Regions from separate parts of the Homo sapiens genome. Here region 2 is linked to region 1. Evidence: chromatin loops called from intact Hi-C (ENCODE). Cell type or tissue: mammary epithelial cell. All regions are shown on one strand. Each heading gives the region's core, and the rest is flanking DNA. Links, peaks and the distances in the headings are about the cores only. Region 1 overlaps NT5DC1 (5'-nucleotidase domain containing 1). Region 2 overlaps NT5DC1 (5'-nucleotidase domain containing 1).

What was found. Hi-C counts contacts between places; a loop is a spot of excess contacts. Peaks named below come from ENCODE experiments on the same cell type or tissue, not always from the same donor. Only the 100,000 strongest peaks of a DNase experiment are listed, where the experiment ranks them.
Region 2: a loop joins it to region 1, with 4 times the contacts of the local background. A loop is called at or near these places in 12 of 110 quality-filtered maps.

What each region holds. Positions count from the first base shown.
Region 1 is chr6:116,107,338-116,118,053 of GRCh38, forward strand. It overlaps NT5DC1 (5'-nucleotidase domain containing 1), which reads left to right. Exons shown (of 12, transcript NM_152729.3): 3 at 1,027-1,098; 4 at 3,513-3,619; 5 at 8,354-8,433; 6 at 10,524-10,608. Among named protein-coding and RNA genes, the nearest start is that of NT5DC1, 12 kb to the left of the region's middle. In mammary epithelial cell, for the core only: a CTCF peak has its summit at 4,769; no DNase peak of the experiment used is centred there.
Region 2 is chr6:116,202,754-116,220,444 of GRCh38, forward strand. All of the region lies in intron 6 of NT5DC1 (5'-nucleotidase domain containing 1), which reads left to right. It also overlaps a transcript of COL10A1 not described here. Among named protein-coding and RNA genes, the nearest start is that of TSPYL4, 42 kb to the right of the region's middle. In mammary epithelial cell, for the core only: no CTCF peak of the experiment used is centred there; a DNase peak (open chromatin) is centred at 8,498; H3K4me3 peaks cover 199 bases; H3K27ac peaks cover 961 bases.

The DNA.
Region 1 (10,716 bases), core at 179-8,178:
TTTTACCCTGAACAAAAGTAAATAATCCTTCTAAAGTACCCTGTCATTTTTTGTTTAATTCCCTTGGTATTTGGTAGCCATTATACCACTTTGCTTTTATTATTCATAATAATGAATCTGTACTCACCTTTCTCCCCAAATCCCACAAGTCTTTTACAGTAAAGGAGCTAAAACAGTATTTGACTTTCTTTTAGTGGTTTTCTTTTTATTTTATTTTATTTTATTTTATTTTATTTTATTTTATTTTATTTTTGAGACAGAGTCTGGCTCTGTCGCCCAGGCTGGAGTGCAGTGGCGCGATCTCGGCTCACTGCAAGCTCTGCCTCCCGGGTTCATGCCATTCTCCTGCCTCAGCCTCCTGAGTAGCTGGGACTACAGGCGCCCGCCACTACGCCCGGCTAATTTTTTGTATTTTTAATAGAGATGGGGTTTCACCGTGTTAGCCAGGATGGTCTCGATCTCCTGACCTCGTGATCCGCCCGTCTCGGCCTCCCAAAGTGCTGGGATTACAGGCATGAGCCACCGCGCCTGGCCATAGTGGTTTTCAATGATATGCCTTGTCCAGATGGCAAGTTCTTGTAACCTGACCTAAATTGAGACGAATTCTAGAGTGTAGGAAAGACTGGCTAAGTGCTTAACTTGTAGAATATAAATGTGTGTGTGTGTGTGTGTATGTGTGTTTTATTTAGTGGAAAACATTTGTACATTTTAACAAAGTCATGGGATGATGTTCAGGTTCTTTTTTTCTCTTTTGAGTTTTAGATTTATCTTTTGAAAAGCCTAAAGATTTTACAAACTAAATATGCTGTCCTTGTTTACCTATATAACAATTTTCCTTTTATACCTGCTCAGTGATAGATATTTAATTTTACAGTTCTTAGATATTCTTAATTGTGTGATTAACATATCATTCCCCTGGGTGGCAGAATCCCTTTTTAGCATTATGATGTTTGGAAAATATAGGTTGTTATTTCTTAGGTTAGCTAAATATAGGAATTGATTAATAATCAAACTTTCCTATTTCAGTTGCAAAGGTTTGGCATTGGATCTAGAAGATGGGAACTTCCTTAAACTTGCAAATAATGGCACTGTTCTCAGGTAATAAAACTTAGTTGTGAAGTCTAAACTTTACCTTCTCTGAGACACTTTATTACTGAGTGGCATATGACCCTTACAGTATGGGTTAAATATGATTATTTTAATTAATCAGATGACAGATTGTCTGTCTACATGTCTTTGTATGAATTGTTTAAGCCATTTAAATATGAATTTGTGAGCATTAGATTTAAAGGTCTAGTTCCTTTAAGTTTACATCATTAGAAATATTTGTAGGACATACAATAGAAAGTTTATAACCTGCTACGTCTCATTGACCACTCCTTCTGGCAAAAGAGCCCAGGAATTTTACTGTTTTAGCTGACTGTGTGGCTGCCTAAAATAAAATTGGGATTCTTTTTGTTAAGAAAGAAAGAATGGGTATTGGGTAGGGGTTGGTGGTCTATACCCACCACCCTCTCTTTCTTCATTTATCCAAATTTGGCCCTGTCATGCAGGGATCATGTTGTGTCCTAGCTCCTTTTGGAAGTTTTTCTGGACTGTTCCAAGTCTCATCAACCTCTTCCTCCTCCCACACTCCAGGCTGACTTTCTTTACTTCTCTCCTCTCTGAGTGGGCCCAGCCTCTCAACGGTTGCTAAGGGTATGACAAGCAGTCCAGAAGCAGCTGCTGTCACTGCTCTGTCTCTCACAGGGCACCAGGGAGGGAGCATCTGTTTTTTCTCCAGTACTAATAGTACAGGCAAGTCAACATGGCTATGAAGCTATACCATTTATTACATACACAAACAGGATCAGAATCAAAGGAGAGAACTCCCAGACCCCTGATATGTACTCTCTTTTGTTGCATCATTCTTTTTGCATGATGCAAACTCCCTTCACACTTTCCCCCGACCTTCCCCTAAGGTGCATCTACCTAGAGCAGGTGTAGCCCCACCTTTGGTATTTTGTAGTTTGTTTCCATGTTTATTTCTCAGGCATTGAGAGATAGGGTATGTGTAAATGCAGCTTTGTCTATGACCTTTAACTCTTCTGTCAGATTCTCACAGTGTTCTTGGCTATCTTCAACCACAGTTAAAAGAATGAAAAGCTTTCTACAATTTTGTTTCTTTCTCTCTTTGTTCTATCTGTCTGTCCTTGTCCCAGTACCCCTCCTACAAGGTCTGTCTCTCTCCATCCAAGTCCTGGCTAACCTTTAGTTTCTCCTGAATTTATTAGCATACCTCCTTGATGCTTTCTTTCAACCAGTGTAGTAGATTCCTTTTCTGATCATATTTCCCATTCAGGATTCTTTGATCTTTACATATAGCTTTCTAAAATGTTAACCCCTTTATAAAAAGGAGCCCATTTGTGATTTTCCCCCATTTGCTTTTCTTATTTTATTTCTTTTTTCCTTCATATTATTTTGTTGCCACATTATAATACCAAGAGAATAATACTCTCAATCATTATAATTTCTCATAATAAACTACATTAACATTTCAACTAGTTCCTATAATGAACTACATTAACATTTCAACTACAGTAGTCCCTCCTTATCCTCGGAGGTTAGCTTCCAAAACCCCCAGTGGTTCCTTGAAATCATGGATAGTACATATCCCTATGTGTACTATGTCTTTTCCAATGATAAGGTTTAATAGATATAGTAAGAAAATATAAAATATAACAATAGAACTCAGAATGCTATGCAGTTTAAAACTTACGAATTGTTTGTTTCTGGAATTATGCCCTTAGTATTTTTCAACCCAGGTTGACCACAGGTAACTGAAACTGTGGGAGAGCAAAACTGGATAAGGGGGAACTACCATATTTCTCTGTAGCATAGGATTCTCTTAACTGGACAAAAGCAGTATTTCGAGCACAGAAAATACCTACTTTCTTGTCATGTTGCTCTGTTTTTCCACATTTCTCTTCGATTTCCCTATTTGGTTTTAGCCATGCTGTGTCCTTGAGTGGGCAGGTTGCTCCTCATCTTGTCTTCACAGTCCTGCGTGCTCACAATGATCCACCTGTGGGTGCCAGGTGCTTCCTGTGCCTCCTATGGGCCCGATGGACTCATGCTTTGACTCTGGTACCTACTGCTCTTTCTCCAGTGCTGCCAGAACCAGCTTCCCACTAATCCACACAGTTGTTTTCTAATTGCTCCAGGTATGTTCATCTTATTTGTGTAGTTAAACGACAACTTCTCTAAAAAAGGGTGGTATCTTATCCAGTGTTGACCTCAGAGTGAGTATCTCCTAATCACCTGCTACTTGATGGATTAAAGCGGGTAAGTGCTACAGCTGCCCACAGAAATGCTTTACAGAATCCTAAACAGGGAGGCACCCAGTTGAAAACAGAAAAAATACATATGTTTTTGTTAGCTCCAGTGGCAACAGGGATCAACAGTCACAATGATAGAGGAAGGGGCATTCAAGGAACCATTAATGAGCAATGTGCCTCCTCTCTCAAAATCAGGGCAAGCCATGGCACCAAGATGATGACTCCAGAGGTGCTGGCAGAGGCATATGGCAAGAAAGAGTGGAAGCACTTCTTGTCGGACACTGGAATGGCTTGCCGCTCAGGTATGACTCAAATGAGGCAGCTCCACCATCCGCTCCCTGTTTGTTTTGTACCCTAAACCTTTGATGTCAGGACAAAGAAGACCCCCCTTTCCCCTGCTGGGCAGGATGCCAAAGGGAGCAGCTTCAGCTTTATAGCAATAGGATGTATTTTTTCCAAGTGTATTTGACTTCTGTTTGGCAGATGGTTCAAAATACTGTTCACAGAAGATTTTATTGGCACTCCTTTTACCTGTACTTGTTCTGGTTTAAAGATTAGCACTTAGGAATAATACAATCCTTAGTTGTCCTGTATTTATCAGTTTTGTTTTGTCCTCAATCCTTACTTTTCTTTCTCCATCTCTGATTCCTCCAGGCATTCACATTACCTACCACTCCTATTTTCTATGATTATCTTCCTTACTGCCAGTTTAGTATCATCTGCCTTTGTCTCTTATTTTCCTGTTTTCCAGATGATTTTAACTATTTTTATTTTCTACTGCCTTTAAAGAGTTTCACCATGGGTAAACATGAAATGATTTTTCAGAAATGATTTATAGACATAGATGTGCATAATTAATAGGGAATAGTTAAATGTTTTTATAAATAGACCTTATTAAAAATCCTAATTATTAGTTTTTTTATTTGTTCCAATTTTTTTGACCATTTTGCAGTTTTCTCCCACACTACAGTATTGAATTGCACCTTTTCTCCTTCAGAGAATATAGTAACCTGAAAATAGTTGCAGTTACTCCTTGTTCCTATTGTGTTTGCTTTGTTATATTTGCTATCTTTTGAGAGTTCTGTTTTGTTTGCTTGTTTGTTTTTATAGCGAGCTGAAAATGTCAGGAAGTATGAGTGCTCTTGATAAAATTAGTTGATAGGAGAAACTAAGATTTCACACTGGGGTTAGATATAGAATGCCTTTGTATACCTATCAAGTCAGATGGGAGGAAAGCCTCTTACTCAAATGATGGTCGAGAACTGCTGTTGTCTCTCCAGATGTTGGCAGGTGTAAACAGGCTCTTCCTTTCTCCTGGAAAAGCCAGGCACATAGCTGAGTGTTTCACTCTGAAATTTATTAAGAATCCAGAGTATTTTAAAGAATAAAGTACCCAGCTGCTAAAAGAGCATTCACTCAGTAAGACACATCTGTTTACCCACTGTTTCGCCCACTAGAGAGCGCCACCTCTTGGAATCAGTAGCTTCATCTGGCACTTACTTGGTCAGGAGCCTTCTGAGAATGGTCCTGGGAGTTTATCTGTACCTACTTGGGTTAGTTAGGGAAGTGTTTCCCATCCAGGTACCCAGTGGTCAGGTTGTGACACATAATAGAGGCCCATTGTTTTTGCAAAATGAGGGAGAGCTAATGCCTTTAAAAAATAATATGAGTTTTTTTAAATGTAGAGAAGTATGGAAGAAGGAAAAAAATGGCCTGTGATACCACAGCCCAATTAAAGTTTGTTTACGTTAAATATTAATCTCAGCACATGGTTAGAAAATTTAAATATTATAGAAATGAATAGAAGGAAGAGTAATTGTCTTCAACTCCTGTCCTATTTTTTAAAGGTATACAAAAGGAATTATGTATTTACCTTGCTCTTTTCAATTTACATCTTAGAGATTCTGGCATCAGCACACACACACTAGGTACACTTAGTTCTTCTAAATGCTGGGATGCTCTGCAATTCAGTGCCTGTATCGTGATATATTTAATCAGGCTCCTAGCAATGGACATTTATGTTGTATCTGGTGTTTCACCATTACAAACAAGCCTGTGGTGATGTTTTCATGAATGTATATTTTGCACTTTCATACATATATCTAGGATAAACTCCTAGAAGTATACTTGCTCTAAAGATATACAGGTTTAAAATTTTGGTAAATATTGCCAAATAAGTCCTTTATTTTCAGGAACTCCAGTTGATTTTATATTTGTAGCTTTCTTCTACCTTTAAGTATATTAATCCTCAGAGTTAAGAACAGAATTGTAAAGTACATGCCCTATCAGTACATTTAGGAAATTTAAAGCACTGAGGGATGTAGAGATGTTTGATGACAACTTGTTTGATAATCTCTTTTCAGGTTGTTGACCTAACATAAGAACAGTGTTCCTTGCCAGCTGATCTCCAGAGAGCAAATCCCTTTGAACTTATCTTCCCCAAATGGTAGATTATGCAGAAACAGCTTGGTCTAGTGGAAATCACAAGGGGCTTAGTGCCAAACAGTCCTGGATCATATTAGCTCTGTTATTTGCTGGATAAAGTGTCTCTGGTACTAAGTCACTCTTAGCATCAGTTTTCTCATCTTTGAGTGGAGATAATACCACCTTTGCAGAAGTGAGAACCTTTGTTAACATAAATTGTTCCTTTCCCCTCAGTCCTTCATTTGCCATTCTACCATGGCCACTAAGACAAAGGGAGTAGGGTTGGTAGTAGTTTCTTGGGGAGCAGTTTTTCTCTGTGTAAAACTTAATGGTTATAGGACTTGATCTTGATTCAGAGGCTTGTTTTGTTGAACTGGGCTCACTAATCACTTCATTAGCAATGAGCTGTCTCTTCTATACAGAGGTGGACGTTGAAGCTTTCATGTGGTGTAGTGTCAGAGTTTGGGTGTTGGGTGAGGCATTGCAAGCAGCCTGGCCCAGTTAACAGCTCAAGGCTGAACAAGCCCTTGTGTCCACACAGCGGACATTCAGCCCAAGTTCAACAGTCAAATGACCTTAGCCTCTTGCATTGTGGGTGAAAACCAATGAGCTCTTCTCATTAGGTTCCCCCTGAATTATTTAATTAGAACTCAGCCCTTACTCAAAATCAATAGTTCAACTCTTAGACTGAATTTCATCTATTAGTACCCACAAAGGAAGAAGAATGGGAGGAGAAAAGCAAGGGTATGTAACTGGCAATGCTGGGATGCTTCCTGCTCCAACAGTGCCTGAGACAGCTGACCATGAAGTTGGGTCAGTCTAGTGTCAGGCCAAGCGATATGACAAAGTGCAGATTAATGAACCTTGGGAAGCTTTGCCCACTGTCCTAAGTCTTGGGAGTCCTGGAGTGTCATACAGTCCTACAGCATAGCAAAGCAGAGGCAGAAAAGCACATGGCATATCATCTTCCTTTTTTTCCAGATCACTGGTTCTTCACACTGGCAAAGCCATCCTAACCTTTCTTAGGAATTAAAAACAGCCTGAGAGGTTCCCCTAACAATTCAAGCTGTGAAAAAATGAAAAACAGGAAGACTATATCAACCAAAATATTTTTAACTGAGAGAATGGACACAAACTGGCACAGCCATTTTGTGAACTAACAGAAAACTTTGATTTTTTTTTTATACATTTTAAAATAAATTTACAGGAAGAAGTAAGAGGCAGAAAACAATATTCAGAGGAACAGAACCCTGGCTTCTGCATATGGTTTTCTTCTAATTTCCTTATAATACTTCTGCATTCCAAAGTAATCTATTTGCTTATTGGATTACTCATTCATTCATTCAGCAAACGTCTATTGAGTGCTTAGAATATGCTGAACACTGTGCCCAGTCAACGCTAAAGAACAAGACAAGTGTGTTCCATAACCTCATATACATAGCTTGCAAATTGGGGGGAGGGGGGGGGAGTCAAAATCAGGTGATTATAATGATGTATTCAAGCACCTTATTATTAATGTAAAATCTGGCTTTACCTATTGGTTCTGTTTGACTCTTCTTTGTATCAAGCGTTCTCTAGGGAACTGTATGAGGTTGGGTTCCCTCAAAAGCAGAGTGGTTACTCCTGATCCCAGTAGTCAGGAGTGAAGGAATGAGAGGATAAGACATGGAAGGAACAATGGTTGCTGGACTCCATTGGGACTTCCAAGGAGAAGCGCAGAGAATACCTCCTAGAGTTGTCTGTCCATGGAACAGGAAGCAGGGCATTCTTTTACTGGTTCCTGAACCTGTTCTAAATGTGAAGTTTGCCACATGGGCTCCAGAGCCTTTGGGAGAAAGAGAATCGACACAGTTTTGCCAAGGTGGGATGGTGCTATTAGCATAGCAGTGGCTGCAATCAGACGCAGGCCAAGGGGATGTGACATGGGTCATCAAAAGTGTCTGTTCAGGGACAGCAGATCCAAAAGTCACATGTGCCAAAGAAGGGCTCAAATGTAATTCTACCCTAAAGTCATACAGAATAAACCAAATCCCTCTCTTCCACGAAATCTTGGAATATACCTGTCCTATACTCTACAGTTTTTAAGCACACTGTGTCTTCACATGGCATGATTATATTCTACTTATCACCCCAGTTTTTTTCACATTATACTGAAATTAAATGGCATAAAAATAGAATACAGTACTCTAGGAGGGGTCAGCCAACCAATCTGAAAAAGCACTATTGTATAGAGCGCTTCATGGTACTCCAGGGTTAGGTAAATTGATTGTTTTGAAATTCAGTGACATAGATAACATCATATGGCTTTTTCATATTCTATTTTATTTTTTGCATATACTCTTTTTAGTTTTTACATTCTTTAAGATGACTAAAATATCTTCGAATACAATGCTTAACTTCTAGATATCATCTTTTAACTTTCTTGTGGTGCCCTCAGAGCTTAAATCTTTCTTAAAAGACAATGACAGCCAATAATGGTGCCACTTTGAATTGGAATGGAGGCTTCTTCAGATAATTAAACAAAATCTAGTGTCTCTTCAGCCATATTCCTGTGTATTTCACATGCATGCAGCATTATGTTGTTCCCAGTTTAAAATTTTGTTCTTTTTTAGGAAAGTATTACTTTTACGACAACTACTTTGACCTGCCAGGAGCTCTTCTGTGTGCCAGGGTGGTGGACTATTTAACAAAAGTAAGTGGGGACTCATTTTTTAAAACTATGATATGTAGTCAGTCATAAATTGGAGGACCTAATTATATATTGCTTCTGAGTTGTGATTTTGCTTAGTTTCTTCTTTGTGGTTTCAGAGCTGACTGGGAAAGAAAAACATGGTGAATTTGGTTCAAATATTTTTGGAAAATTAAATAGCAGTGACCTTTTTTTTTTCTCTCAGGAAAAATAAACCTATTCTCCAGCAGAGGGGGCAAAAGTTTAGAAAAAGAAAAGAAATACAGAACTTGGATCTGGACAAAACATTTTTTTTAGCAAAATAAATAGTTTCATTAGCAAAATAAAAAAGTTAGAGGTGATTAAGAAAATTCAGCGTGTCTTTAAGCATTCTAAATAATATAAAATAGAAAAATCGGATGAAATTTAAAAATTCACCATTTTGAACATCATTTAATGAATATAAATTTTTTCTTTTGTACTGTATATCAAGATTAAATAGATCTCTGGTTATACTAGTTTATCCTTAGGACTTAAGACCTATGAACATCAAACAGATTTATATGTCAGAATCACTTTCCTTTATGCATGTCTTTTAAAAATAACTACTTTTGGGGCCAGGTGCAGTGGCTTACGCCTGTAATCCCAGCACCTTAGGAGGCCAAAACAGGCGGATCACGAAGTCAGGAGTTCGAGACCAGCCTGGCCAATATGGTGAAACCTTGTCTCTAATAAAAATACAAAAATTAGCTGGGTGTGGTGGCGTGCACCTGTAGTCCCAGCTACTAGGGAGGCTGAGGCAGGAGAATTGCTTAAACCCGGGAGGCAGATGTTGCAGTGAGCCGAGATCACGCCACTGCACTCTAGCCTGGGCGACATAGCAAGACTGCGTCTCAAAATAATAATAATAATTACTATCATTTTGATAATAGAACCCAGGTAATGCTTTATTTGTGAATCAGAATTACATTTATGTGTTGTGAAAGTTTCCATTGAGCAATAGTTTGGGTATGTTTGTAGAAATCTTAATAACACAAGATGGAGTCAGTTTCTCATTCGGTAGTTACTACAAGGAAAGTGTATCAGTCTTTAAATATTTTGGAGTTTGTATAATTAGATATAAATATCTAGTAGTCTGTCTTTGTTTAGATAGGTCACTGGTTAACATTTTCAAGGAAGCAAAGGATCATAGGGTTGTATATTTTAATGTAATGTTTATTTGCTTTCTGATTTAAAAAAACTTAATGAAAACAATTTACAGTTCGGATTTGGAACCTCATTCATCTCTTCTGTTGAGACTTGCAGCTCTTTCATATCGAAATTCAGGTTAAGTGTGCACTGAATTCTAAAGTAACTAGCTTTTGGGGTTTTAGGGCGTCAGTCTTCTTAGTCCCATTGATGCCATAGTATGTTATATAACACATTCTGATATCCCAGAAATTATATAACACTATGAATTTGCTGTGTTTAAAAATATTCTATAATTTTTAGACTTTATAACGAGTGGAAATTTTTATTTTATTTGGGCTATATGAGCTATATTAAAATTTAGTGATATGTATGTGTATATGTAGCAGTGATTTTCATGGAAGATTTCTTTTTAAAATTACATTTAGAAGAATGATAACTTTATTATGTTTTGTAAAATATAAACTTATATCAGAATATAGTAATACAGATGCTCCCTAACTTATGATGGGGTTTTTTCCTGATAAACCCATCGTTAAGTCAAAAATACTATAAATCCATTTAATACACCTAGTTTACTGAACATCATAGCTTAGCCTAGCTTATCTTAAACATACTCAGAACACTTCCATTATCCTACTGTTGGGCAAAGTCATCAAAAGAAAGCCTATTTTATAATAAAGTATTGAATAGCTCATGTAATTTATTGAATACTGTACTGAAAGTGAAAAACAATTGTTGTATGGGTACTTGAAGTTAAGTTTCTACTGAATCTTCATCACTTTTGTACCATTATAAAATAAAAAAATTGTAAGTCTAACCATCTTAAGTCAGGGACTGTCTGCATTGTAATTGTTTGCCAGCATTTTTCACTATGCTTAAAAACTGAATTATTGTGTTTGTTTCATTTGGAATTATTTTTTCAGCTGAACAATGGTCAAAAAACATTTGATTTTTGGAAGGATATAGTTGCTGCTATACAACACAATTATAAAATGTCAGCTTTTAAGGGTAAGTATTGTGAAGAGGGGCCTTCTAATACGTGTTTGTTAAGCTATGTTTGTCTAGTGAATTAGCTGAAAAGTAGGTACTTTGCTGTGTATCTTACTTAGGATTTAA
Region 2 (17,691 bases), core at 4,017-12,016, 99 kb after region 1:
ATTAAGACAATGACAGCTATTTTTATTATTGTTAACTTGAGCAAGTAAATTCAGAAGCTCTATGGAAAGAATCAGAAAAAGTGACAGTTCTTAATTACCTCACATTTCCTTAACTAGAAAATCTTAAGGAGTGAGGAAAGTACAAAGGCAACAAATATTACTAGGGGTAATGTAGTAATGCAAAAAGGGAGGGAGGGGCTGTCTCATAATAAACTTTTACTTTTCCAAACATGGTTTTTCACTTAATACAAGTGGTTTTTTAAATTTAATTTAATACACAAATTTTTTCCCACAGATTATGATATTAAACATTTTTATGGTAGGACACAGGAAATAGTGAAGTTATATAAAATGTCACTTAATGCAAATTTGAACAAACCAAATTACCAAGTGGTTGCTTTTCTATACTAAACAGTTTTACAGTATTGTATTAGATTCTCATTTAATGTGAGTCTTTCATTTCTGATTTAACACTTGTTTTTATTCTATTTCTTGGATTCATTTTCATGGTCATGAAACTATTATGTCAGTTCTTTATTATTACTTTACTATACATTGTTATTAAATGTGAACATATTTTCAGCTAATAGAGCCCTGCAGTCCGCCAGAAGCTCTCTTCATGCTCCCTTCTAGCCAACATCCCTTTCCTGGAGAGACACCTAACACCACAGATTAATTTTGTCTCATTTTTTATTTTATATATGTAATTATGCAGTATGTATTTTCCTGCATCTAGTGGCTCTTCCTCAACATTATGCTCCTATAATGTCTCCCTGTTACTGAATGTCACAGTAATTCATTAATTTTCATTGCTGTACAATATGCCATTATATTAATATAACTACACCACATTTTATTTATTCATCCTACCCTTGGTAGACGTGAGTTAATTTAATTGGGGACTGTTATAAATAATGCCTCATGAACATCATTTACATGTGATTTTCATGCCTATTTACATGTTACCCTTAGAGCTACACCTAGAATTAGAATTGCCACATTATAGGGTGTATTTGTGAGTTCAGTTTTAGTAGGAACTGCCAAATAATTTTTCAAAGTACTTGCACAGTGTGAGTTCCAGATACCTTATATTCTCAATATCTTCACCAGTACTTGATGTTGTCAGAAATATTTTTTGCCACTTGATATCTATAATTATTATCATAATTTACCTTTTAGAGAACACCAGTAGTTTTAGACGACAGATGCCCTGACACACACACGGTGATCATCAAATATACCTATTCCCAGCTCTCCATAGACCCGCTGAAAAAAAACCCTCGAAGGCTGTGGCCTCTGACCCAGCTCACTTTGGGCAGTATAATTTGGAATTTGGTCCTGCAGTGAAACACCTGGGTAAGGGAGAGGACGATGCACTGCTGTGAGCCTGAAGGCTTTTGGTGGGGTAAGAAACACTTCAGGAGTTAATACCACCGAGTTTGTCAAGTGCTCTCAGAGTGTGTTTGTTGAATTTTTATAATAAAGTAACTTCATAAATAGCCCTCAATTTACTCAGTTGAATACAACAAATTGCTTTTTGGTAATTACTTCATTCTCAGCCTTGAATGTAGAAATGTAAAAGGGATGAGAGGTAGTGACTGAGAAAGATTCAAAAAGATGCACTACCTAATTAGTAATCAGGGAAATGCAAGGTAAAACAATGAGATGTCCACTTTCACTTAGTATATCAGCAAAAATTAAGATCTGACAGTATGACCTGATGAGAGTGTGGGGTAAGTGTACACACATATATGCTGCTAACAATGTTAAAAACTATTGTCCCCAACAATTCTGAAAGCAAACTCAGTGTAAATATTAAGATTAGAAACGCAGATATGCAATGAGCCAGCCGTTTAACATTTATAAGCCCTAAAGAAGTACTCATATGTATACATGGACTCAGATACAATGTTGTTTACTCCAGAATTTATAATGAAAAAAATCACCAAAGTACTGTTGTATTCATATGCTGGATTGCAATGTTGTGGTTAAAAAGAATGAAGCGTTTCTAGAATGTAAGGTCTATGAGAGAAAAAACTTTGTCCATGTTTTCAACAAGTAGAACAATGAATAGTGTGTAGTAGGTGCTCAGTAATTATTTGTTATAATTACATGGCTAGATTTAAGTACGTGGCTAGATTTTGAAGTCATTTTTTTGGGTGAGGAAAGCAAATTGCACAAAATGTGTACTAGAAAATACATGTATATGTGTGTGTAAGTCCATAACACCTTATTGGAAAGATACACACCAAAATGTGAACTACATATGTGTGTATGCAAGTCCGTAGAAATTTATCTGAAAAGTATACAGTGCAGAAGTGTCCAAGCAAATAATACATTCATGGGTTCTTAGTTTCTGTTTCTGGTTAGGCCGGTAAAACCCCTTCCTCATCCCTCTTTTCTGCTTATCATTACAGACAGAAACTAAAAACCATGTCTTCAGGCTGCTAAAAGCCTAAAACAAAACAAAATAGAACAACAACAAAATAAGCTGGGCTGGACAAGCTTGGTGTGACACTAAAATGACAACAATGATACTAGGGACCAGAAACTGAGAGTACTATTTAGAGAAGACTTCAGACTTTTTTTTTATGTTTCAAAATTTAGAACATATATTTGGAAATTTGGAAGTGTTCACATATCTTACTTGAGTAATTACGAGATAATTTTAAAATAACATTTAACCTTAGAAAGATAATTTCCCTGTTATCTGGTAGGTTGGAACTTAACTGAGTCAGCAGCTTCTCCCTCTGGAGCCCCACAGTCTCTACACAGATATACAGAGCATCTGATCTTGCTAGACCTAGTCTTCCCAAAGGAAATTCCTTAAATATGTGGAATAAATTGGGGGGGAAAAAAGGCTGTTCAGATATTTTATACATTTCTTTAAGAATAAACCAGCTGTTTGTGTAGTTTCCGTCTTTATTCTGATTTTGTATTAAAAGGGTACATTTTAAATTTTTCACTAATTGTATTTACATCTTTACAACAAGGCTGTAATATGTCTTAATAAAGGGGATAAAACAATAAGATTAGTAGATATGACAGTAAGGAATGTGTAATGAAAAAATCAAAGAGACCAAGATTTTCATTCCATCCTGCTGTTTTCCTCATTATGTCATGATGATAGGCAAGTCAGCCTCTCTAGGCCTCATTTTCATATCTGCACAATGAGATTAGGTTTTGTGGTCCCCAAGGTTCTAATAGCTACCCCAAGTTTCTCTGCTCAGTCCTTTGAGAATGATCTAATAGACCATTGGACCATCTAGCCCAGTGTTTTTTCCTGGAAGTAACAAAAAGTAGAACCACCCTGCCTCCTGCTCAGTAGGACTTTTAGGGTTTTTTCATAGCATATGTTTCAAAATATGTTTTGAAGGTAAGTAGCATTTTGATAAGGGAAATCTTGCATTTTGGGCCCATGCAGGGCAATTCCATGATGCAGTGTGGCCCATAGCATTTCGTGGTTAATCAACTGCCTGTACTTAGGCCAGAGGAACTTGTTAAAGTAAAAATAGCTCTAACACAAAATTTTTACTATGTGTAAAGCATTGTGCTAAATGTTTCACATATATCATTGCATATAATTCACACAATTACCTAATGGGGTGAGTGTTATAACTGTGATCATTTTATAGATAAGCCAACAGTCTCTCAATGACTAAAGCACTTACCCAAGGAAATTGCACAACTAAGACTTGACTCAAGACTGTCTGATTTGGGTCCATACCACCCAGGAACACTGGAGACCATATCCTGTAATATACTTTTATCTGTGTGTCTACTCTGGTACAGAACTTTGTGCTCTGAAGCTTTTCAGTAGAAATGGAATAGCAACTCTCCTTACATCAACAGCAACAGCTGTTTCTTAATGAAGTCACCTGCAAATTATGAATTTCTTTCTGCCATCCCTCCTACCCTGCTCCATAATGATTTAATTTGCTGGCATGAGACATTTAGATAAAGTTCCTTTTGATGTTTTAAATGGATTTTATATCTGGAGGGCAAAACATTTTCTTTGCCATAGTTTTTAGATAAACTGTTAATTGGTCGAAGTCTAGTGCAGTTTCCTCTTTACTCACATTTTTCTTCATTGAATACACATAGGGCATTTAGTGTTTATTGCTAACATTTGCCAAATAATTGTGTGCAAAATATTTGTCTCATTTAAATTGGATTTTAAATGTTTTCTTCTTGTTTATTGAGTAATTCTAGAATTTAAAGTTCTCTGGATTTATATTGACATCTTTCCTTTTAAAAATAAATAGTCTGATCACTTATGTCATATGCTTTCTTAACAAACTTTTTCCTAGGTCAAAAGAATGTAATTTTTTATTAGAAAATAGTTTCATTATTACAATATTGTTTTATTCAGATCCTCTGGGAGCTGATATCTCTGCATTAATAACTATACCTATTCCCTGCCTACAGCAGATTTCTTCCACTTTATTCTGAAAGATTGAAGGTATGCACTCAATAAATGGATCATATGTCTTAAGAAATCATGGGAAAAAATATTTCTGTACCTGCATTTCCTTTTAAGATCAATAGAGTCTATAGCTATAGAAGTAAATGTTTTCTTTTTTATGGTGGACTTAATGTATTCTAAAGAGAGAAAGCAAAAAAAATCCTTTACAATCTTTAATTAGATAGATGATAGATACATATGTCCATATTATATAGGTAAAGACTAAGTTTATAACCTTATTTTTCAGATTTTTTTTCATGCTTACCGGGTAAAGAGTTACTTAATTTTTGGTTTAAAAAGTCTTTCATCTTTATGTTTGAAAAGTATATATGATTGTATTTTATTATGATTATATGTTAATTCTAAAAAATACCCAAAATATATAAACTTGTTGCATTAGATTGGAAGCAGGCAGTGTGAAAAAGGCAAAAATAAGACCAAAGAAGAAAAAAGAGGAATTTAGATGGTTAAAAGCCCTGCTTAGAGTAGAATATTCTGGGAACCCAGCCATTACTCAACTGTGAACCCCTCGTGCCCAGGTTCCCACTGTATTTCTACCTGAGTCTCTGCCCACTCCTTGCAGAGGCTATAAAGAGCCGCCCCAGGCTTTCTTTACTCTGTGCCTCATTACTGATCATTATGGAATGAGGACTGGGTTCCCATCACAGATTATTTTTGTTATTTATATTGATTTGGGAGCTGAGTTTAGCATAGTGTATACATACTGAAATGTTGTCTCGGCATTCTGTTAGGCTACCTACTACAGAAGAAAAACCAGGTTAGAAGAAACACAGTGAAAGTTCTATTCCAGGTCTTTCGTTTGTTAAATAATTGAGCACTTCAGTCCTCAGTGTGGGGCAGATTTCCTTAAGACATTGATAGTTAATGACCCCTAATATCTAGCTTATGATTTCTATGTTCCTGTTATTTTTTCTGATCTCTTTGTGCCTCAAAGCTAGAGAAGTCAACTGTAACTTTTTTCAAAGGAATAAGCATTGCCACATTTCTGAGTCTGCTTTGCCCGGAGGCATCCCATTTTAGTTCTCCTAATTTTTTCCAGCTTCTCTCTTCTGAAGGAGGTGGAAGATTTCAAGTAAGGATAATGTCAGTGGGCTGACTTCTGTTGAAAACAAAACCCTCCCAAAATGTTTTATGCTTCACAAATACATTTTAAAACCGTTTGAAATGAAAGCTACAGTGTATCTCTTTGAAGCTAGCCCCTAAAACCTGTCCCAGGTTTTACCTGGAGGCATCTTTGTTTTGCTGTACCAAGGAAAACATTCCTATTTCTTGCACAGTTAATTTGTAAGGCTGTACTTAGGCAATAGTGCCTTTATTCGTTCATCTCAAGCTACAAGCTCTTTAGTTCTTTCTGATCATGTCATCATGTCATCATGTGCATTTTTGGGATCTTTCAACTTCCTTTGACATTCATGAGGAAAAATATTACCAGTGGTGGCTTTCAGCCCTAGGCTTGTAGTGTCTTTCTGTGACCCTGCGATTGCTCTTTTAACAAGCAGACCAAGTGAGCCTGAAAACATCTTATTCAGAGACTAAAAATAAAGTGTGCTAAAATCATAAAAGCAATAGCAAAGGCACATATAGATAGGTTTTAAAGAGATGGCAGAGTAAAGAGACCCATCATCTGGCTCATAGAATATACTAATAGAGAACCCAGGCCAGAGAGTAATTGAAGGGCAGTTACATCATGGCTGGGGATCCACTGTGATTAAAAGATACATAAAGGTATTTATGTTGTCTTTCATTAGTTTGATCACAAATCATTTTGTAATATTCACTCTGCTCAGAGACTGCATAGGCTTTAAACAAAGTCTCTTAAATTGATGATTTTATTATTCTTTTGGTACTTTCTAGTAATAGTGCATTATATATAACTAATTGTATTTTTATTACGTTACTGTCCCGTAGTTATTAAATACTACATATCAGGATTCAGCAAACCTTTTCTTAAAGGGCCAGATAGTAAATATTATAGGCTTTGGGCACCAAGAGACAAAATCAAGGCTATTATATTGATACTTACATTACCATTTTAAGATGTAAGCACCTTTCTTAGCTTGTGGGCTGTGGTTTGCCAACCTCTGGTCTTTATGGTCACCTGGTAAGTCTTGCCTGGTAGCTTTTTCCCACACACACTTACTTCTGTAGTTAGGAATCCTCTGGTACTTGCCTGATATTAGGAGTATAAACATGAATGTTAAGATGGTTCTTTTCTTAAAAGATCTCAGAGTCTCAGAAGAAAGAAAAATACATAAATATGCTTATTACAAGTGTTGATTATAGTGTAACATGATGAATGCCATCATTGATGTGCAGAGTGGGTATTGGGGAGGGCTCCTCATAGAAGGTAACCTTGTGACAAGCTTCCAAGGTTCACCAGGCAGCAGAGGGAAGGCAGAGTATTCCAGGAAGGGAGATAATATTTATGCCTTAATTTTAGACGTTTATTTGGGGTTTTTTTTCCTATCTCAGTGGAAGGTCTGAGTTTCCAGATAATAGCAGAGACAATATCAGTTCAGTGACAAAGAACTTCTGCAGAAATCCTGAGGAAAAGCAGAATTGAATTTTATAATTATTATCCAATAATTATATAGCTAAACAGGCATACCATTTAAAGCATTTGATTTCTGCTTCTGAACGCAAGTTATTTTTCTTTAACAGATAATGGTCATCAAATAAGTTAAATCTCAAACATATAGATTTAGACACATAAATGATGAGGTTTAGTGGATTAGGATTCTTGAGGACTCTATTCCATACCCAAGTTTGTTACTAACCGTAATTTTGAGCAAAATATGTGGTGGCTACTTAATCATCTTTAATATGACAAGGTTGAAGGGTGTGATTTCTAAGGCTCCTTTTAATTCTAGATATAATTAGAATGCATATTGATGGATACTTTTTTCCTCTGCAGAAATCTAATTTGGTGTTTCAATTTTCCTTTATGGCTTTTGAGTTCAGTGCCATGCTTAAAAGACTTTCCACATTGCAAGATTTTAAATAAATTTATATGTAAGGTTCAAAAAGAAGCTAATTTGATTTGTCAAAATTTATCCAAATTCTGAACTCTCACTTATTAAAATTCTGAACAACCTCAAACCCCTGAAATGTAATAATGTACCATGTGAAAAAAAAAAAGAGTAAAGATTTGTGGTGACCCTGTAGTTACCATAGAGTCCCCAAATGCCTTGTAACTGGGCAGTATTGCACAAGCTCCGAAAGCAGACCGCCTGCATTCAAATTCCGATTCTGCCACATGGTAGCTGTGTGACTTTGGGCAAGTTCCTTAGCCTCTCTGTATCTCGGATTTTCAGTTGCAAAACGGGAATCATATAGGACCTGTTCCTGGGGTCATTATGAGGATTAAATCCATTAATAGTTATAAAGGTCTTGGAACTGTGTTTGGCAAAAATAAGCACTCAGATTATGTCAGTTATTATGAGGATAATTATTATAAATAATCTATTTTAAAAGTGATATTAAGTTAAAACCATGGAAATGTTTTAAAATAAATGTTAATGCCATAGGAAATTCCTCAGATACAATGCTGAACAGAAACACAGGTAAAAAAAACTATATATGGTATGCTTAAAATTCCCACAGAGTTAGATATGAACAGAAAATATACTGGCAGGAATCACATAGAAGTATTAGTATGTTTGGCAGCTAGTCTACAAAGATAGCTCTCTAATGAATCATGCCTCCCAGAAGTCACACCTTTCTGTTTTCTTCTCCTTGAAAATGAGCTGGACCTCTATCATCAGTAAAATTCAGCAGAAGTGCTACTGTAAAATTCCTAAAACTAGGTCATAAGGAGCCTTGCAGCTTTTGCTTGTCTTAAAACACTTGCTCTGGGGGAAACCCACCGCCACTTAAGAAGTCCAACTACTGTGAGACCCAAATGCAGAGAGAAAGCTCAAGCTAGCTAAGTGGAGAGATGTTTGTTTCACCAGCTCTCACCGTTCCAGCCAGCCCAGCCCAGGTGCCAGACAGTGAGTGAAGAAACCCTTAGATGATTCCATACCCCCGGGCACAACTCCAAGTGAGAAATGCCTGGCTGAGTTCAGTCAACCCTCAGAATCAGGAGATGATAATACATTGTTATTTTAAGCCATCATGTTTGAGGTGGTTTGTTGTGCAGCAATAAAAAACCCAATACAATGAATTTTCTCTAGCAAAAGTGTATCATATATAAGAAAAGCAATAATTTAATCTCTTTAAATAGTTCTTTTTTCCATATAGGTTCAACAGTAAGAGTTGACTGTATTTTATGTATGTTTTTATATTGTATATTTGGTTATTCTTAATTAACCTACAAATTAATTTAACTAGAACAGCCATTCATTAGCCATGCCAAATAAGTATAAATGTATTGGACTTAGAATAATTTACATGTAAAAAATATAGAGTCCACGAAGTATATTTATTCCTGGACAAACTGTGTACAAATTCTGTACTACCTATTACAGAGAATTTCCTTTTTCTAAGACATTTTTATAAGATTTTTCTCGACTATAACAAAGGGAGGGATATTGGAATGTTTGCTTTGTTGTACTGTGCAAATCTAAGAGAATCTAAGTCTGTGGTTCTTCATGTCCCTAGCCTCAGGAATCTAATTAAAGCTAGAGAGCCTACACCTGCTCTGATCCCCCAACACACACAACACACTGATGAACAAAATGTTGCAAAGAGTATTGGGGTTTCATTCACGCAGTGAGGCCTGTGTATGGATTTTAGGATAAGAACCCAGGCTTAGGGCATTATTACTCCTCAAGCAATGTTGCAGAGTATTACACATAGACTATCCTATATATTTATGTTTGTTATATCAAAGAAATTATTTCATTATTCTAATACTATTTTATCAATTCTTTTTCAAATTTTTTATTAAAAAGTTAATAACTCTGTCAAAACAATTATCAGAGTTAAAATCTCACTGATTTGAAACTTTAGTATGTTCTTTTTTCCTTTTTCTTTTGTTATCATGGAGTAACTAGCCAGGTGATATTTTATGAAAGCATATAGAAGATATGACTGATACAAATACAGGTGGAAAAGTATAGTGAAAAACAGAGTAGTGCCTCATTAAAATAGCTGCTTAACTACTCTGTCTATGCAAGGTATAGATGTGGCACAGACCTAGGAGGCTAGAGAGGGCTTTCCTATTTATATAATACACTGTCTGGACATTGAACAAGTAATCCTTTGTGATTATAATCTTTATGTGTGTTCTGAAATGGATTGCTTCTAAGTGAAATACAACTCTGCATACTTTTGGCTTTATTAGTAAGAAAAGATATTTCTGAAGAAACTGAGGATATCTGAACTAAATTAATTAAGGAAACAGTGCACTCTTGTGATAAAATTTGATCTTTAAAATGCATATTCCTTTGAATACCAATCTAGTTTTTTAAGAAAAATCCAAAGTTTTTGAGTTGAGATTTAATGGGTGGCAGGGAGGCAGGGGAACAAACATCCCAGGATATTCATTTTTTACTGCTATAATCACTCTGTATTTCAGCAATTGATTATTATTTTCAGTTTCTAAGCATTTCATATTTGAACTAGATGAGAAGTGATAAGTATGTAGAATTTGCTTTAAATACTTGTTAATTTTGGATTTCTTTAAACTGTTTAAAACATTTATGCTGACAAAAGCTTTTCATGTATTTACATTTTGTAAATTTATATGCAGTAGAAACCTTTGAGTTATTTTTTGGAGGTGAAGAAAAACAATTTAGAGCCTGTTTACTTTTATTTCATCTGTTTCTAAAAGGATTTGTGAATATTTTATCTTGAATTGCATAGAGATAATAATTAAAATTGGGACTTTATTCCAAAGCATCTTGTTTAGATTATCTATTGCTCCATAGGATACCAACACACAAAACTCAGTATCATGTCACTTATGGATTCTGGGCTTAGTTGGGTGCTTCTAAACGTGGGGGTCTCTCCTGTGGTTGCAGTCAGATGTCAGTGGGGACAGTAGTCTTCTGAAGGCATGACTGGGCTGGATGTCCAAGGGGCTCACTATGTCTTGCAGTTGAAGCTTTTAGCTCAACACTCAGCTGGGGCTGGCAGTTGGAGCACCTACAACACAAATTCTTCATCTAACCTATTCCTCACAGCATCTCAGGTAGCCTCAGATTGGTTGCACATCTTACATGGCACATGACTTCCAACAGGTAAGGAGTCGAAGCTGCCAGGCCATTTAAGGGCTACACCTGGAACTAACACAGGGTCATTCGCACTGCATTCTATTGGTCAAAGCAGTAAAATAACCTCTCCAGATATAAAAGAATGGAACAATTAACTCCAACTCTAGACATATGAGGTGGGAGATATTGTTGTGTCCATCTTGGAAACTCAATCCACTTCACATCTTCTATAATGTTTTATATTCAATAAATTTAACATCTGTTCTATGTGTAGATCACATGTAGGAGAACATGAAAATGCCCCTTCAATTATAATGAGCTACTAAAAACTAATGCTACTTTGAGAAGTGCTGTAACAGGCACAGGATCCTGCCTATTTCACCTCTAGTGATAGGCTCCCTGCAAAAGGATCAGAAAGAGTTGTGTCTAGGTAAGTAGAAGGGGTGGAAGGGAATTCTTATTGGGGATTTTGTGCCAAGCACTATGAGATGGATACTTTACCCACACTACTTTTTTTTGTTTTTTAAGAGATGGGATATCTCTGTGTTGCCTAGGCTAGGCTCAAGTGATCCTCCCGCCTCACCTTCCCAAGTAGCTGGGACTATAGGCACACATCACTGTGCCTGGCTTTCTTCTCCATAATTTAATGAGATTTTATAGGTGAAGAAATTAAGAATTAAAATTTTTAAGTAAATTTCTCAAAAATCCTGATACTGTAAGTGGCAAACCACTTACAAACTTAGGATTCAAACTTAGGCCATTTGACTCCAAAGTGTGTGCTTTTTCTACTTTACATGCAAGAGTATTGCTCTCAAGGCTCAGAAATGAAAGTGAATGTCAAATAGTACACTGAAAAAACATAAAACAGTTCATCAGGTCTTTATTCTCATATATATCCTTCTTATAAAGGAAATAAAAATAAATTCTATTTTACTTAAAAAGATTTTTACTTAAAATGTTTTTAAACACAGACACAGATTTGAGCATTTTTATCAGATAACGTTAAATATGCATAATCTGGTTTTGCACTTCTAGCCGAAATAGTGAGGACCATGTTCTGCTAGGAGAAAAAAGGCTTTCAAAAAGCTGTCTGGTTTTATAGGGGTATTCTACTGAAGTAATTCTCAAAGTGTGGTTCTTGGACTGTCAGTTGACCTGAGAAATTGTTAGAAATGCACATCTTCAGGCCCCACCCCAAACCTACTGAATCAGAAACTCTAGGAGTATTTTTGAAAGCATTCTGGATAATTCTAATTTACCTTCATTTTGAGACCCACTACTCTACCAAAAGTCTGTTTTTGAAATATCATATTCAAAATGCAAAGACATTTTAGAGGAGGAGAAACACTGTGGAAATGGGTGTTCATTGTGGCTAAAGAGTTATCTGTGTTGTGCACATGTACCCTAAAACTTAAAGTATAATAAAAAAAAAAAGAGTTATCTGGCTGGACATCACCATGGAGGCATAGACTCAAGCAACTCTAAGATTAAACGGTCCTTTGAAGCTGCCTGTTTCACAGGTTTGTAAATGTCTGATTGGCCAGTGTGTATCTCTGGGGCTCCACCAGAGGTCTCTAGGGTGGGGGGCATAGGAATTGTTAACATCATCATTCTCTGGACACACTTTCTTGTGAAAAGTGTCATCCAGAATAGAACCCAGTTATCAAGGTTTAGTCTGAAAATGATTAAAAGAGTGGAAATTATTGCTTTCCTGGTTCTGAACATTGTACTGATATTAATGTAGCTCTACAATCTAATCACCTAATTGGATAATACGGAGCACATGAAGATAAGATGCCTAGGGTTATAAAGGAGGACACATGCTTCTTACCCAGCTTTCTGGAGCAGAAATATTTTTCCAGAAACATGATATCAAAAGTACATAGTAGTAACTAAATAAATTGCAAAACATGGTCTCCAAACTTTTTATTTTACTTTGTCTATACTGTGGAGCCTAAGCTGACTGTAAGCTCTATATTTTGAAGTTGCTGACAAACAACAGCTCCTCCAATGTTATGCCTGTATGGCTGAGCTTTCAACCTGGTAAGATTTCATCTCTCCCTATGAAATTGTACCTCACTGAGTCACCTTGTCGACTTTACAGCCTGTCCAGATATTATTGTATGTGATTCTGTCATCAGATCCATCTGCTGACCCTCCCAGCTGTCAGCGTCCTCATTAAAGGATTTGTTATATTTTGAATAAAACCAGGCAGACCTTCAAAAACCTCTCTCCACATTTACGTTGTCTGTCCAGTAACCATGTCGGAAAGAGGAAACTAGGTTCTTTTAGAATGATTCATTCTGATATCATAGGAGAAAAAATAGGTTGTAAACTGATGGCAACAGGGGAGTTGACTAGGCCAAGTGCAGACAATATGGCGTGGTGGGATTGTGGGTAAACTATTACAATACATATGTAATACTGTCCAAGGACATTAACATCCAAAAATTTTAAAATACTGCCGACCCAAAATCATATTTATAGACTGTATTCAGCACAGAGTCAGGCAGTTTGATGGCTTTGGAGAGATAAAGGAGTCTGTTTGGCTTGTCTATACTCATTTAAACTGTTCGAATAATTTTTCTTTCAAAGAATTCCATAATATACACTTTTTCCAGGAATCCTCCTTTCAAAGGAGGAATGAAATCCATCATTCTGTATTCACAATACTTAACTAAATCTAGAGTACCATGCTTAATTGGTATAGTGTAAGAGTAAACACTTTAAAGATCATCAACCACAATGACATTTAAGATAATTGGCAACAGTTATTATTTGTTGATTACCTAACATGTACAAGGCTATATGTTAGGTAATAAAGATACTATAAAATTCAAAAGTCCCTGCCCTCTGAGAGCCTGTGATTTCCAATGAAGCAGGCAAAATACACAGAAAATAATAGTAAGAATTCTGGTTTTTATATTTTATATTTTATATTTTAGGTCAACAAGTCTTAATCCTGGTAGCACATTAGGACTACCTGGGAAGCTTTAAAAAAAAAAATACCAATGTTGTGGCCCTACCCCAAAACAATTAAATCAGAATTTTTGGAGTAGGGCCGGGATATGCAAATTAAATTACAGATCTGGAAATCAGATACTGTTAAAATGTAAATTTTGTATATTATGTTTTTCTCTCATATTCTGTACTTCATTTCCCAGCTTTTATTTGAGAGACTTTCCAAGTATTATGTTTAGCATATAGATTTTCACTTTACACAATCTAGATATTCTAGATTTATTTATTTAATTATAAAATATTAGATATAAACCATATATTTTGTTATATAAACAGCAAATCTGTTTTAATACATTTTAATTTTATTTTTTGCCACCTATAAATAAACAAAATAAATTTATCTCTTTTATCCTCCAACAAATATTTCAGTGTCTCTTAGCAAAGAAGTTTCTTCTTTTAAGAAAATTAATTATATCATCTCTACAGCAAGTACATTTAAACAGTTCATCGCTAGGCATTTTAGCTGTTCACTAGCGTGCTCTTATATAACTTGTAAAGGTTGTAAATATTTAAATCTCTTCTAAATTATATTCTGCAATGGAAACAACAGACCTTATTTGGAGGCTGACCATGGAAGTGTTAGCATCCTGGCATCTCTAGTCCCCTCGGACAGCAGCTTTGAAAATTCTGGCCAAAAATCATGCAAACAGTAGTGATACAGTTAACAAGAAAAAGCTTATTCAGTGATGATAGAAATAGTGATGTGGCACAATTGTCTGTTAAACTGAAAAAAACTGTTTTTAATATTCAGGTTGTACTATACTTTTTTACCACGAGAGGTCCCTATATCCTGTTTGGTGTATTCAGGCCATTTGATGTGCATATCAGACTGTTGCAACACTTTGGTATTATTTCTGTCACTCTACATTAACCAGTTTTTTTAACATAGGAGAGCTAAACTTTTATTCCTTAGAATCAGCTTATTAAAAGAATTTCCTTTAAATCTCATCTGGACCTAGAAAATATCAGCATCAAAGGATATAAGAGTGGTGGAAAAACCAGGAAAATAAGTTACATAAAGTGGCAGTGAAATAGAATTCCTTTGGAGGTTAAGTGAAAACACAGGCTTCTTTGTGAGTTAAGAACAAACAATACCACTCCTTTCCATCTTAGGTCTAAATTCCATTTTGTTCAATCAGTGTTAATTAGTATCATAATTAAACATGACTTTTTTCATAGGCTGCCTTAATCATACATGAATAATATTATTTTTATCACTTCAGTTTGGCTATATGGTACTAATCATACTCTTGCCTTGAATGTAAGGAAACATAAATGTTCCTGTGTCTGCTCCTGCACTAATTTAGGTATTCATATGTTGAATACTTGCTCCATGCCAAGCAGAAAGATATATTTCTTGCCTTTAGAAGTTTATAGTTTCTTTGGGGGATATAATTTAATAGACAATTATAATCCATTGTAGTATGTTTAACATAACTCTTCATTTGATTTAATACCTTGACTTATTTCAATAAAAAGATGTTTCTATTTGTATAATTATGTCTCCTATTCCTTTAATAATTGGAGGTTACAAGGGGGCAAAAATATTTTCTCCATGACAGTGATCTTTTGTAGTAAGAGCAACTCATAATCTACCATTGGGTATGTGTTTGTACAGGGCTTGTCTTTTTTAGTTTGTTCATTTCAGTCTGGCTTATGAACAAAACAAGGACATCTCTGTTATGACTTCAGAGAATAATTTTATCTGATTAAATTATTATATTGGTACTCTTTTGAATCAGACATTATTAATTGAGATACTAATGCAATTAACCTAGGTAAGAAATTTAAAATATTGTATTTAAATGCGTATGCCTTGTATTTTTATTCCTTTGGAAATGTTAACAGTAGCTTTTTAATGGTAATTTATATTTTGATCACTAGATGGCACTAAGCACATATAGCTAAGAAAAAATAATTTTTTCTCAAGTTTTCTGAAAGCAAGTCTATGTTTTCAGCATTACACACTATAAATTTTTTTCTTACGTAGCCCATAAAATTCTTCTTGCTACAAAAGCTTTGTTTTTCTAAGTGAAATAATCTCACATCTGACTCCCTTAGGTATAGTAAGTTACGAGAGAGACACAGCCTCTGAAATTAGCAGTCATCCACTCATCAAACTTCTCTATTCTTAGCCATTTAGATTTATTATTATCATCTGTTTCTTAAACTGACCTTTTCTTACTAGTACTTCCTCTTCCCTGGGAAACAGAGAATATATTTTAATTTTTTTAAAGGGCTATTATATAGCCTCTGGCATGTTAAAAATAGATCCTAGAGATTCACACACAGAAGTTCCTGTAGGGCAAAATATAAAAAGAGCAAAAACTTTGTTTTTGTTTTTGGTCTTCTAAATATTATTCTCATATTGCAAAATATTATTTCTTTTGTTAGTTTTGGTCTGGTTATGATATTCATGCAATATATTTTCTGAATCATGATGCTTTAAGTTGCAAATAATAAATAACCTTAATGTTTAAGCTATTACTAAATTGAGTTATTTTACACAACCAGAGGTTGTCCAGAAGTTGAATGGTACTTCCAGTGGTGGTTAGAGTTAGTCAGTGACTTAATCAGAAATCCAGTGGTGGCCAGGCACAGTGGCTCATGCCTGTAATCACAGCACTTTCAGAGGCCCGAGGTGGGAGGATCACTTGAGCCCAGGAGTTTAAGGCTGCAGTAAGTCATGATCGTGCCACACTGCACTCCAGTCTGGCCAACAGAGCGAGACCCTGTCTCAAAAACAGAAACAAAAGCAGAAACCCAGTGATGTCATCAGGGACCCAGGTTTGTTTCCTTTCATATGTCCACTCCGCCATCTCTGGTATATCAGACTCGTGCTTTGTGTTGATGATAACCGCTGCAGTTCTACATAGAATTTATAATCATGGGAAAGTCCAGTAGTAGAAGAGGGGATATTCCCCCCTTTATAGGTTTATTTTTATCAGTGGTATACATTACTTCAGGATCCTGCAGCAAAGTTCTCCTCAGGTCTCATTTGCCATGCCTGGGTCCCCAGCACTTCCTAAACAATTCAATGACAGGAGGAGGGAATAACTGTGATAGGTGTAGACTGATAGAGACCCTTGCCCTTCCTAGCATCACAGACCCCCTCAGAGGAAGATGAAACCCGAAACAATATCAGAGCACTCCCCAGCAAAGAGGGAGATGGATGTGGGGAGGCAGACCACAATATTTGCTACCGTTTTTTGTTTTTATTTGTTCGTTTTTGTTTCACTTAAAGACTCTTCTTCCTGGCCAGGCATGGTGGCTCATGCCTGTAATCCCAGCACTTTGGGAGGCAGAGTGGGCGGATTGTGAGGTCAAGAGATCAAGACCATTAGACCATTCTGGCAAACATGGTGAAACCCCGTCTCTACTAAAAATACAGAAGTTAGCTGGGCGTGGTGGCACACGCCTGTAGTCCCAGCTACTAGGGAGGCTAAGGCAGGAGAATCACTTGAACCCGGGAGGCGGAGGTTGCAGTTAGCCAGAGATCATGCCACTGCACTCCAGCTTGGTGACAGAGTGAGACTCTGTCTCAAAAAAAAAAAAAAAAAAAAAAACAACTCTTCTTCCTGATGTCCTGATATTCTTGAAATATAACTGCCAAGTATTTCAAGTGTTTCACACTGGAGAGAGTCACGGATGTATCCCATATCTAGCTATTGCAGACTCTATCATTCAGTACAAGCTGTTTAACCTTTTTTTTTTTTTTTTTTTTTTTGTCTATGCATGTGTCCTTTTCCTAACAATTAGAGAAAGTAAAATCTTGAATCCTTTTTATCTGCTTACTAGTTCTATCATGCTCTGAGAACAGTATGTGTTATGAATCTAGTAACATTTCAACTAAATCTGCAATTGCCTGCTAAGTACCCACAACTTTAAAGGCATTGGGTCAAGCACTATGGGTAAGTCTGGTCAGGACATCTGGAAACACTGCCACCATCTGCCCTGGAGCTCAGCCAGACCCCGTGGCCACTCTAAAGGGGCAGAGCAAGCAACCCCGCTTCAGTGATGCGAGTC